Regions from separate parts of the Mus musculus genome. Here region 2 is linked to region 1. A link is a loop called in an ENCODE intact Hi-C map of the cell type or tissue named here. Cell type or tissue: left cerebral cortex. All regions are shown on one strand. Each heading gives the region's core, and the rest is flanking DNA. Links, peaks and the distances in the headings are about the cores only.

What was found. Hi-C counts contacts between places; a loop is a spot of excess contacts. Peaks named below come from ENCODE experiments on the same cell type or tissue, not always from the same donor. Only the 100,000 strongest peaks of a DNase experiment are listed, where the experiment ranks them.
Region 2: it touches region 1 in a loop (2.2-fold over the local background); 2 of 42 quality-filtered maps call a loop at or near these places.

What each region holds. Positions count from the first base shown.
Region 1 is chr2:77,800,239-77,805,620 of GRCm38, forward strand. The region is part of intron 1 of Zfp385b (zinc finger protein 385B); the gene reads right to left. Among named protein-coding and RNA genes, the nearest start is that of Zfp385b, 14 kb to the right of the region's middle. In left cerebral cortex, for the core only: no CTCF peak of the experiment used is centred there; no DNase peak of the experiment used is centred there.
Region 2 is chr2:77,861,954-77,867,335 of GRCm38, forward strand. No RefSeq gene overlaps it. Among named protein-coding and RNA genes, the nearest start is that of Zfp385b, 48 kb to the left of the region's middle. In left cerebral cortex, for the core only: CTCF peaks have their summits at 2,389 and 4,471; DNase peaks (open chromatin) are centred at 1,131, 1,529, 1,776 and 2,262; H3K4me3 peaks cover 792 bases; H3K27ac peaks cover 1,080 bases.

The DNA.
Region 1 (5,382 bases), core at 203-5,202:
ATCTAGGACGGCTATTTTAGAACCGAGATCAACAGCTGTCAGAATGTGGCTGAGCCGTCTCCTTGTCTGAAACTGTGTCAGAAACTGAGCTCCAAAATGTCATTCAAGTTGGTTTAGGCACTCTGCTATCTGCAAGGCGTGTCCCCTGCTGGCCCTGCTACCTTTGCATGTTTTCAGGTGGGAATCTGGTGATATGAGGTGGTGACATTCAAAAGGAGTTTTGAAGGAGCTAAATGATGAAGTCTTGAGGTGAGAAAAGCATCCTCCAGCCTGCTTCTCTAATGAGTGTTTCTACGCAGCATTTTCTGCTAGTGTGGAAAGAAATAGAAACATCTTCTGATTGTATTTTATGTGTATAATCCAAGAGGCTGTTCTGTGGCCCCTTGAGCGCGTTTTCAACATCCCCTAATGAACTCGGACGGGCTCACCTTATGCCAATGACACGTGAGAGAAGTTTTCAGTGGAGGTACTGGATTCTTCAAAATCACTACTTCTCAGAAGCCAGTGTCTAGATGAACCATCTGGAGGGTCAAAGTGGAGATTCTGACCCATGAGGTTTGAGATATGAACTGACTGATTCATGAGCCTACCCTAAGCTGCTAGACTCCTAACTGCTTCCATGAGATGGCAGCTCTTACCATATGGAGTTGTGCTGCCCTGGGCATGGGCTAGTCCTTCTCAAAACTTTAACCTAGCACTCTTCCTACCCATAGACAGGCAAGAAAGAAAGGCCATCACCAACCATATTAGGGGAGTCGAAAGCGTTTGAATGAATAAATGCAGGTGAAAGCACCCTGAAAAAGTTTAGTAAGGGCTTAGGAGATGCTCAAGGGTCAAGATCACATGAGGTACATGCAAAGGGAACTGAGTTGGAAGCCCTAGCACCCACGTAAAAGCAAGGCAAGGCTACACATGCTGGCAGTGCCAGCACTGGGACGTGCAGACAGCTGAATCCGGAAAGACTGGAGGCCAGCTAGCCGGGCCAAGATGCTGAACTGTGTAGTTCAGTGAGAGAAATCATCTCTAATTATGAGGTGAAGAAAAATAGATACTCTGCATCCTCCTCTGACCTGCACACGAATTCATCCAGGCATGCACACCTGCCTAAGTGTGGATCCATGACACATAGCATACATATTTTCACACATACTAACACACACACACAGAGAGAGACAGAGAGAGACAGAGAGAGAGAGCACATTTAGCCAACTACTCAATTAACCATCTTTAAAACAACTGAAGGTGGAAGTTATTACCCCTTCTCCTACATACAATGAAATGAATGTTGGCACTTCAGCTGTCCACCTTGGGCCCTGCTTGCCGCTCTGCTTTTATGTTCTCCAGGAAGCCATTACATTCTCCAGTAAGGCACTACTCCAGGCGTCTGCTCTAGCCAAGTCATGACCAGTAACCTGGCCTTCTGCACAGAGATGTTTCTGAAAGTCCCTCAGCTAGAGCTCAGAGTAGCAGGGCAATCGTCTTGCGAGCAGACCTCTCCCAGGCTCACATTCCACTGGCTGATTTTCAAGGCATCTACTTCTTAAATCCAATTGTATAGAGGAGAGAGGGTGGTTTTCCATGTCTACACATATAACAATTTATAGTTTTCTCTTTTGCCCCCTTTATTAAAATATAGATTCCTTTCACATACGCTATAATCTGAATACAGTTTTCCCTACTTCTACTCCTCCGCGTTCATCCACACTTCCTCTCCCATCGGGATCTCCGCCCCTTCTGTCTCTCATTAGAAAAGGACAAGCTTCCAGCAGATAACAGAAAACACGAGGAAATAACATAAGATAAAACAAAAACCATCATATAATTGGACAAGTCAAGCCAATGGAGAAATGGAAGAGCCCTGAGACCAGGCACAAGAATCAGAGACCCACTCATTTACACATTCAGGAGTCCAACTGATAGAAAGTACCAACTGAAAGCTATAGCATATATGCAGAAGACCCAGGGCAGGCCCATAAGGGCCCTGTGTATGTTGCTTCAGTTGGAGTCTTCCATTAAGAATTACCTTACCCTATTGCTTGTTTTGTACATAACAAAGTCAAGGGGTAGTATTATTATCCAACATCACACAAATAATAGAGAGTGGAAACAGGATTGCAAACTTTGCATCTAATTCCTAGTGCCGTGTCACCCCCTCAGCTCCATCTTGGAAGAAATCTTCCTAAGGTTTGATTTGGTTTGGTTTGGTTTGGTTTGGTTTTGCCTTCCAAGTCCCTTGAAAGTCATTTCAGTCACTCTTGGCTTTGCGCCAGCAGATGGTGGTACCTGTGGATCAAAGGAGTGTTGACAATGAAATAGCATGAAGAAGCAGCTCCCATAGAAGAAGCAGAAGAGACAGAGTAAAGAGACCTTAGTATCAGTCCACTCCTCTCACAGGAGACTCAAAAAAGAACTCTTGACTTATTCAATCGACCTCTGTTTGTGTTGCAGGGAGGGGATATCTGTTCTAACCCATACTAAATTAAGTACCTTCTTAACTGTATGTTTTTGCAACAAGAGGACTACATTCTCACTAGCCTAGACTTTGCCATATGATCAGCAGCAGGTTTGGACAATGCCACATGGTTCTAGAAAAGACCGCACGAAAAGAAGAGCGTTCTATAAATAAGAGCTGGTTCATGGATAGAAGATGAACCGCACATGAGATGAGCCAACCTAGATGCAGACGGCCTGGAGGTGGTCCTGAGAACCACACAGAGGATACGTGAAGGAGCAGTGTGAAGAGAAATGCTCTGGGGGCTGACTTCTTATGCTCCCTTGCCACCCTGCTATCAATGCCCAGAGTCTCCAAGGTACTGCTTTACTCAGCACTGGAATTTTTATATCCAGGGACGCTGTCTCAAATAATCTCATTTGGTAAGATGAGAAAAATCATATCTCATAAAACTATCAGCCTTTGCCAAAAGCCCATATAAAGTTTACAGGCTGGCAAGGTGTCTAGCCATAGAATGAACTTCTATTATGGGTGATGTGGAGACAATGGGCCTAGGGATGGAATTATTTTAAAAAGAAATGTGACTGCTCAGTATGTGCAGTGTGTTCTTTACAACCCAAACTTCATAAATTTTTATAAGGTGTCTATGAGCTGCTGTGTCACCATCGCTCTGTCAAAGCTTTTGCAAACAAAGGAATCCTGATATGGGTGTGATACATTATATGATATCAAGATACAATCCTACCCCCACTTCCTGTCTCTGCAGTACCATGGATGTCTTCTACACAAATGCAAGAATAAATATATTCCCCCAGCCACTGGGAAATGGGTTCGTCTTTCTGAGTAGCATGAATCAGAAAATGGGATCTTGCTTTCCTCCAGCAAGTCAAGATGGAGGATGAATGACATTCAACAACAGTGGACTTGGCATGAGCTGAGGAAACTTCCTTGGGACTTGTGTGTGTGTGCCTTCCAGGTGTTGGAGAGAAGAGAAGGAAAGAAAAGGGAGTTTCCAGCTATTAGCACCAATCACTTCTCAGCTGTTCATTTTCTATTTGGCCCAGGATAAACACTCCCTATAGAGTACCTCACCGAGTCTCCAATCCTACGAGATACGTGACACACTGATTTCACGCTAGAGGAGTCTTCTGCTTCACCATGTTTGTAAGTTATCCAGGGCCATGCAGCAGGGGCCTCATCTGGATGAGTCAGACCACAAGGAACAGACTCTTTCCCACTGCACTTCCCAGATTGCTCTGCCCAGGACTGGGTCTCGTCAGCATCATCCTGTCTTCTCGGAAAATTCTGAAGTCATGGAAACAGAAAACATAGCCCAGCCCACCACCAGGATCACAGAGGGCAACAGATCCATGGGAAAACCAAAGGTGTTGCATACGGGTATCTCCCGAATCTGATGTGGGGTGGGATTCAGGCCTCATTACTTTCTCCGTCTTTCCCTGTCTCCAGAGATGGAACGTATGGGAGAGGTAATTAGGATGTGACTAGGGTTAGAGTCGGAAACAGAGTGTTGCAGCATTTTGCTTTCTTAATTGGAGGATAAAAACTCATCCCAGGTATTTCTTTTAGGGTAGGAGCGAGATGAGTGGTTTACCAACAAAGATAATGCCTAGTGAGATCTAATATTGCAAACAGCATATGAGAAGCAGAGAGAGTGGTATGAAACACGCAAAGGCTCTCAAGGACGTTTAAGCAAGGTTGCTTGCTTACAGCCTGGGGATGGTTGTAAAGCTTGACCTTGTGTGCAAGGCAGGAATCAGTTGTGGGATTCTGTCTAACGAATAACAGCCTGGAATCTGCACTCTTGGGTTGCTAAATGAGATCGTTCGATGCAATGGCACAAGAGCTAAGTAAATGCCATGTGCTAAGAACTGGGGGAAGGCATGACCATTCTTCTTTTAAGGAGTCTAGAAACAGCTCCTGCTTCCTTCTTGCATCCTCCTGCCCCTGTCTATAACCAATATGCAAATCGTTCTGAACAATTATGCCAAGGGGACAGATCAGAGGCCAGCTCAGCTGAGTTTCCACTCAGCCCTGGAACTCCTTCCATCCTGCTGCTGGTTTCTGGTGACTGATCCACACACTGCTGACTTTCACTGTTCAGCTCAAGGGGATGTGAAACTCAAGGCAGACAGACTGTTATTGGAAAGTTGGAATCATTAGAAAGTACTTTCTCGTATTGAGTTGAAATCTGTCTCCCTGTATCCCTGCCCACTGAATCTGGTCGTGCCTGCTGGAGCTTCAGAAAATGAATCGACTTCCGTAACCACATGCCACCCTTTCAGGGTTGTCGGGCAACTGCCATGCCTGTTCAAAGCCATCTTATGTGACACAGATGGTGGGGCCTGTGCCAGTCCTCTCACTGAAGCGGGTTAAGAGATAGCGGCCACAGGGATTAGGGAGGGTCACAAAAATTCCATCCTGTCCTTCATCAAACTGAGCTGTTTGGAGCAGCTTCTGCCCATAAAGAGTTCTGACCCCAATGTGCCTGGTCATCAGAAATCTTGAAAGGGAAGAAGAAGTGGGGGGGGGGAGCCAGAGAGGCCCTGGGAGTTCCATGACCTTCCCAATTAGGCACAGGCTCTAGAGACTATTAAAACCCCATCCTGCAGAGGTGTCCTCAAGCCACCCGCATAATTACTCCTATGGAGCAGTTCAGATGTTTTCTTTTACATTTTTCCCTTAATATTAGAAAATAAGCTTGCCAGGTGATCAGTAATATGGCTCTTGGGATCTGTAAAGTTTGATGTTGTTGTATCCTTGAATGATTCTCCTCCTCCTTGGATCTATCATTTCTAGAGGACATATAGCATTCTTCTAATCATCCACATTTAACAAATTACCCTTCAGTTACCAGTGAGCCTTCCTGTACAGTGTAGGAAGGAAGGTGACATGGGTTTGGGAGGGGGGGC
Region 2 (5,382 bases), core at 263-5,262, 62 kb after region 1:
AAAAAAAATATATATATATATGTGTGTGTGTGTGTGTGTGTGTGTGTGTGTGTACATATATTTTTTTCTTGGTGATAATATTTTATCACAGCAATAAAGAAGTAGCTAATACAGAGGTTATCAATCATGGATGCATATTCATATATAGCCTGATGAATTCTGAAAAATAAAAAAACATTGTGACCCATTAAACTATAATCTCTGGGCTTACCTGTGACGATTTTTACAAAGCCTGGGTATCATTTCACATCCACCTAGATTATGATTTAAACAAAAACCAACACACAGAATTAGAAAATAACAAGGTCCAGAAAAAATATGAAGAAACTGCACTACTAGTAAGTCTGTGAATGTTGTGGGAAACAGTATGGTGGTCCTTCAAAATAATTCACAAGCTGGCCATGTTGCCTCCATCTTAGAATCCTACCACTTTGAAAGCTCTTAAGAACACTGCGCTGAGCAGTGGTGGCTCACCCCTTTGATCTTAGCACTTGGGAGGCAGAGGCAGGTGGATTTCTGAGTTCGAATCCAGTCTGGTCTACAGAGTGAGTTCTAGGACAGCCAGGGCTACACAGAGAAACCATGTCTCAAAAAACCAAAACAAACAAACAAACAAACAAAAAAAATCTCTGCAAGTTCGAGACCAGCCTGGATTATATATTTAGTAGGTATGAGGCCAGTCTGAGTTATGCAGTGAGAATCAGGCTCTAAATTCAAAGAAAAGAAAACCGAATCTGTATGTGATCTAGTTCCAGAACCAAAAGAATTGAAATCATGGAATCAGACACAGACCACTGTAGTGCATTTATAATAGCTAAAGGGTAGGAACAATCCACGTGAGTATTGCTGGATAAACAAATGAGCAAAATATAGTATATAATATAGAATAATATCATCCAACTATTATAGGAGATGAAGTTCTGGTTTACACTACACCATGGGCAAGCCTTGAAAATAGTGTGTTGTGTGAGGTCACTATAAGTGCAGCAAGGCAGTTCCTGTGGGATTCCTTTTACATGGAGAGCCGGGATGAGCCAAGCTCAGAAACAAGTGGGGGTGTTTCTGGAGGACGCGATGCAGAGGGGGGAGAGAGGTTTTTGCTGAACACCCACAGAATTTCAAGCAGGAGAGGTGAAAATTCCCTAGAGATGGATAGTGGTGACAGTTGCACAAGGTGAATATACTTAAGGATGCTGAATTGTGCACTTGAAAAATCAGTCATCTTCATGTCATGAGTATCTACTGCATCGACAACTATTCTCTGTAAACAGTACATGAGCTGCTGTAGCCGACAACTGAGAAGCAGCGCTGGAGTTCACAAAGCAGGCAAGTTCACAGAAGAGGCCACCAGCAGGAAACTCAAGGACAGGGATCAGGGCCCTGGCTTAGCAAGACAGAGACAACAAAATGGTCCCTGTACGCCTGAATTGCCAGTCAGCAAGCGCCCAGCAGTAGTATGTAGGGCATCATATTTCTTTCCAAAACTCTGCACGGGCCCGATTTGGTTCCAACTCAAGGAAAAAGGCTGCAGCAGTGGGGAAGGGTAGGCACACATACTTGCCGGGAAATCCGAAAGCAGAAAGACTGTTACAGCCACAGATCTGCTTTGTTTTCTGCGTTTCTCAACTCTGTGTGGGTATCATCATCGTGGGTACCACGAAGCCCTGTGAAACCTCAACTCTTAACCTCTTGGGTGAGCTCCCACTCTGCGCGTCAGTATGTGAGAGGCTCTTGAGGCTGCGAGCCTTGCATAAGTGTGACAAGCAGTCTATCGCTCTATTTCCAGCATAGAGTGGGTTGCGGGGAAAAGTTGAGCAACAGAGTGTGGGAGGGGGCGAGGGCGTACATGAATAGGGGCTGAACCTCTTCGTTTTCATTTCGGAGGGAATCTTTGCCGTCCTTATTCCCTAGTGTGGAGTCCCCTGTCCCTGGAATGTGTACATTCCTGGCATGGATTTTTCGACTGTCTTCCTTTAAAAAGTGGTGGTGAAGTGAAAACAAATTTCAGCCCTTTCCTTGCAGATTTCTGCCATTTCAGCAGCAATGAAGGAAACAGTGTTACTCTCTGCCTGCGTTCAGCCACGCTGTGGGCTATGCCTCCCTAGCTTAGAGGTTTGGTCTGTGTTTCTTCAGGGCACTGTGTGAGTGAAGGACTCCTAAATCACCCAATGGGAGGCAGGATTTCACTTAGAGCCATCTGGACCAGATTACAACCAGAACTGCTTGTAGAGAATATTTCACTTTGTCAGTTCAAATGGTGTTTATTCAGGAAAACTGTAACTCTTCCTTTAAATAATGTGTGAGCCAGCAGCGCCCAGTGTCGGCAGCACCCCGCAACTGTGACGTAGGACTGCAGCTTTGTCTCCATGCCCACAAAACCAGTACCATGATGATGATGATGACAATGATGATACCAAGTTCTTCTGGCAACTCAGAATGTTTCCTGGCCCCCTGGAGGCCCAGCCTATGAGCTTTTGTATACCTACAGTAAGAATCGCCTTTGTTTTAGGCTTTCTTCCTTCAAATGCATTTGGACTGTCACAAAAATACAGTGTCCTATGGGTAGGGCATCTTTCCTATTGTCCCAGTGCATCTCAGATAGCATCTGAGATAGCGGTGGCTCTTTAATAATTACAGTTGTTTTCTCAGTACCAAGCCTTGTAATTTCATCTGCCAAACAAAGGAGTCCGTTGTCTTTATATTTAACTTTTCTCCAGTTCTCAGGATGTGACTCTTGGCTAAAATATCATATAAATGTCTCCTCTTCCCATTTCTGCACGAGTCATTGCCCTCCCTTTGAAACCTCAGATCTCCACATTTTTCTCTGCATTCTTTGTCTTGCCAAGCACCCACCTGAAATGACCTATTGAGATTTGTTTACATAATTTGTGGGAATTTTAAATGCAAAGTTCCTAGACTTCCAGTATCCCTCCACCAAATCAGTTCCAAAGGTGTAAGAACCACATGATTAGGTTTATCATAACTATACTCTCAGTAACAGTTTTTTGTTCTTATTTTCATTTCCTGTCCCTGAGATAAAATACCCTGACAAAGGACAATGAGCCACCATGTTACCACATGACCTGAGCTGCCTATCATGGGCAGGGTGTTATCTGACATACTAAGTCGTAAAGTAGGATGTGCGCAGCAGCAGTCTATTATCAAAAGGAAGTGGTGCATATGCGATCAGGCCTGTGCAGGTCCTGAAGGCATAAGCAGGTTACATGAAGAAGTTGTTCGGATGCCTATGGTTTCTACTCTGTTTACAATGCCGTCTGCTGCCAAGCATGCGCCTTATAGCTCATGGGGTTCCCGATGATCGGCTGACTGAGCAGAAGAGAAAACTAGGTCCTGGTTTATCGATGGTTCTGCGTGTTCCAGAAGTGGACAGCTGCAGCCTTACAACCTATTTCTGGGACAACCCTGAAAGATGCTGGAGAAGGGAAAGCTTCCCAGTGGGTGGAACATCAGGTAGCACACATAGTCATACATCTCGTCTGAGAGGAGAAGTGGCCAGACATGTGATTGTTCACCGATTCATGGGTTGCAGCCAATGGATTGGCTGCATGGCCTGGGACCCGGAAAGAGCCTGATTGGAAGACTGGTGAAGGAGACATCTGGGGAAGAAGTCTGTGGATAGATCTCTCCAAATTGGTGAAGAATGTGAAGAGATACTTGTGTCCCATGTAACCGCTCGTCAGAAGATGACTTCTGCTGAGGATGCATTCAGTAATCAAGTAGATAGGATCAGTGTGGACAGTCAGCCTCTTCCCACGATCATCCCTGTCATTATTCATGAACCAAGTGGCCATAGTGGCAGAGATGAGGGTTATGCATGGGTTTAACAACACGGACTTCCACTCACCAAGGCTGACCTGGCTACAGCTGCAGCTGAACACAAGATCTGCCAACAGCAGAGACCAACAATGAGCTTCACATATGGCGCCATTCTCCAAGGGAGGCAAGCCAATGACCTGGTGGACCACTTCTTCTGCAGAGAGGGCAATACTTTGTCTTATACTTATTGTCCTCAATATGTAGGAGAGGAGATACTTATTCTAGGTATGGGGTTGCCATTTCTGCGCATAATTCTTCTGCCAAAGCCACCAACCATGAACTTACAGATGCTAAATTCACCATCATGGTAGTGCACGCTACTAACCAAGGAACTCATTTCACAGCCAGAGAAGTGTGACAGTGGGCCCCTGATCATAGAATCCACTGGTCTTACTATGTACCCCACCATCTTGAAGCAGATGGCCTGAAGAAAGAAGGAAAGGTCTTTTGGAGACACAATTACAGTCCCAACTAGGTGGCAGACGCCTGGAAGCCTGGGGCAGGGTTCTCAAGAAGGCGGTATATAGTTTGAATTAGCAGTCAGTATATGGTATGGTTTCTCCCATAGCCAGGACCCACTGGTCCAGAATCAAGGGGTGGAAAAGGAAATAGTTCCACTCACTAGCACCCCTAGTGACCCACTAGGAAAATTTTTGCTTTCTGTTCCTGCCTTAAGTTCTGCTGGCCTGAAAGTTTTGGTTACAGAGGGTGCAGTGCTCCTGCCAGGAGCCACAGCATACATTCCATTGAACTGGAAACTTAGACTTCCCCTGGCCACTTTGGGCTTCTGATGCCCTTAAGAAAGGAATAACAGTGTTGAGGGGTGATAGATCCAGATTACCATAGGGAAATTAGATTGTTTTCCCACAGTGGAGGTAAGAAAAGTCTTTCTGGAATAGAGAGGATCTCGTGGGGTTTCTTTTGGTGCTACCATGTCCTGTGGTTAAAATTCACAGAAAACACAACAGCCTAATCCAGGCAGAATGACAAGAGCCAGAAACCTTTCAGGAATGAAAGTCTGTGTTGCTCCTCTAGGAGAAGAGCCAAGACCTACTAAGATCCTAGCTAGGGGTGGAGAAATACAGACTGAGTTTTAGAGGAAGTCAATCATACCAGCTTAGGCTTTGTGACCAGTTACAGGAGTGAGGGTTATAGTTAATAAGAGGGTTTGTTGTATTGTTGTTATAAATACATTTGTACATATAATTGTGTTTTCATTCCTCAATTTCTTTATTGTATGATGTAATATCAATGAAGAAAATATCAACTGTTATCCTATTTGTGTTTGCAATACTAATAGAATGTCCCCCAAGGGACATTGCCACCTATTCTAAATTTATAAGGCATCTGCAGTTGTAAGATGGATAGTTATATGATGTTAGGCACAATTATGACCTTGTTAAATATGTAATGTGTTTGGGATTGTATGTGGGATAGTTATGTTTTGTTTAGGTGTTATTATAACCTGGTTATTGTTTTCACTTGGAAATTAATCACAACATAAAGAGATATGATTATGTGTGAAGTTGACAAGGGGTAGATTTC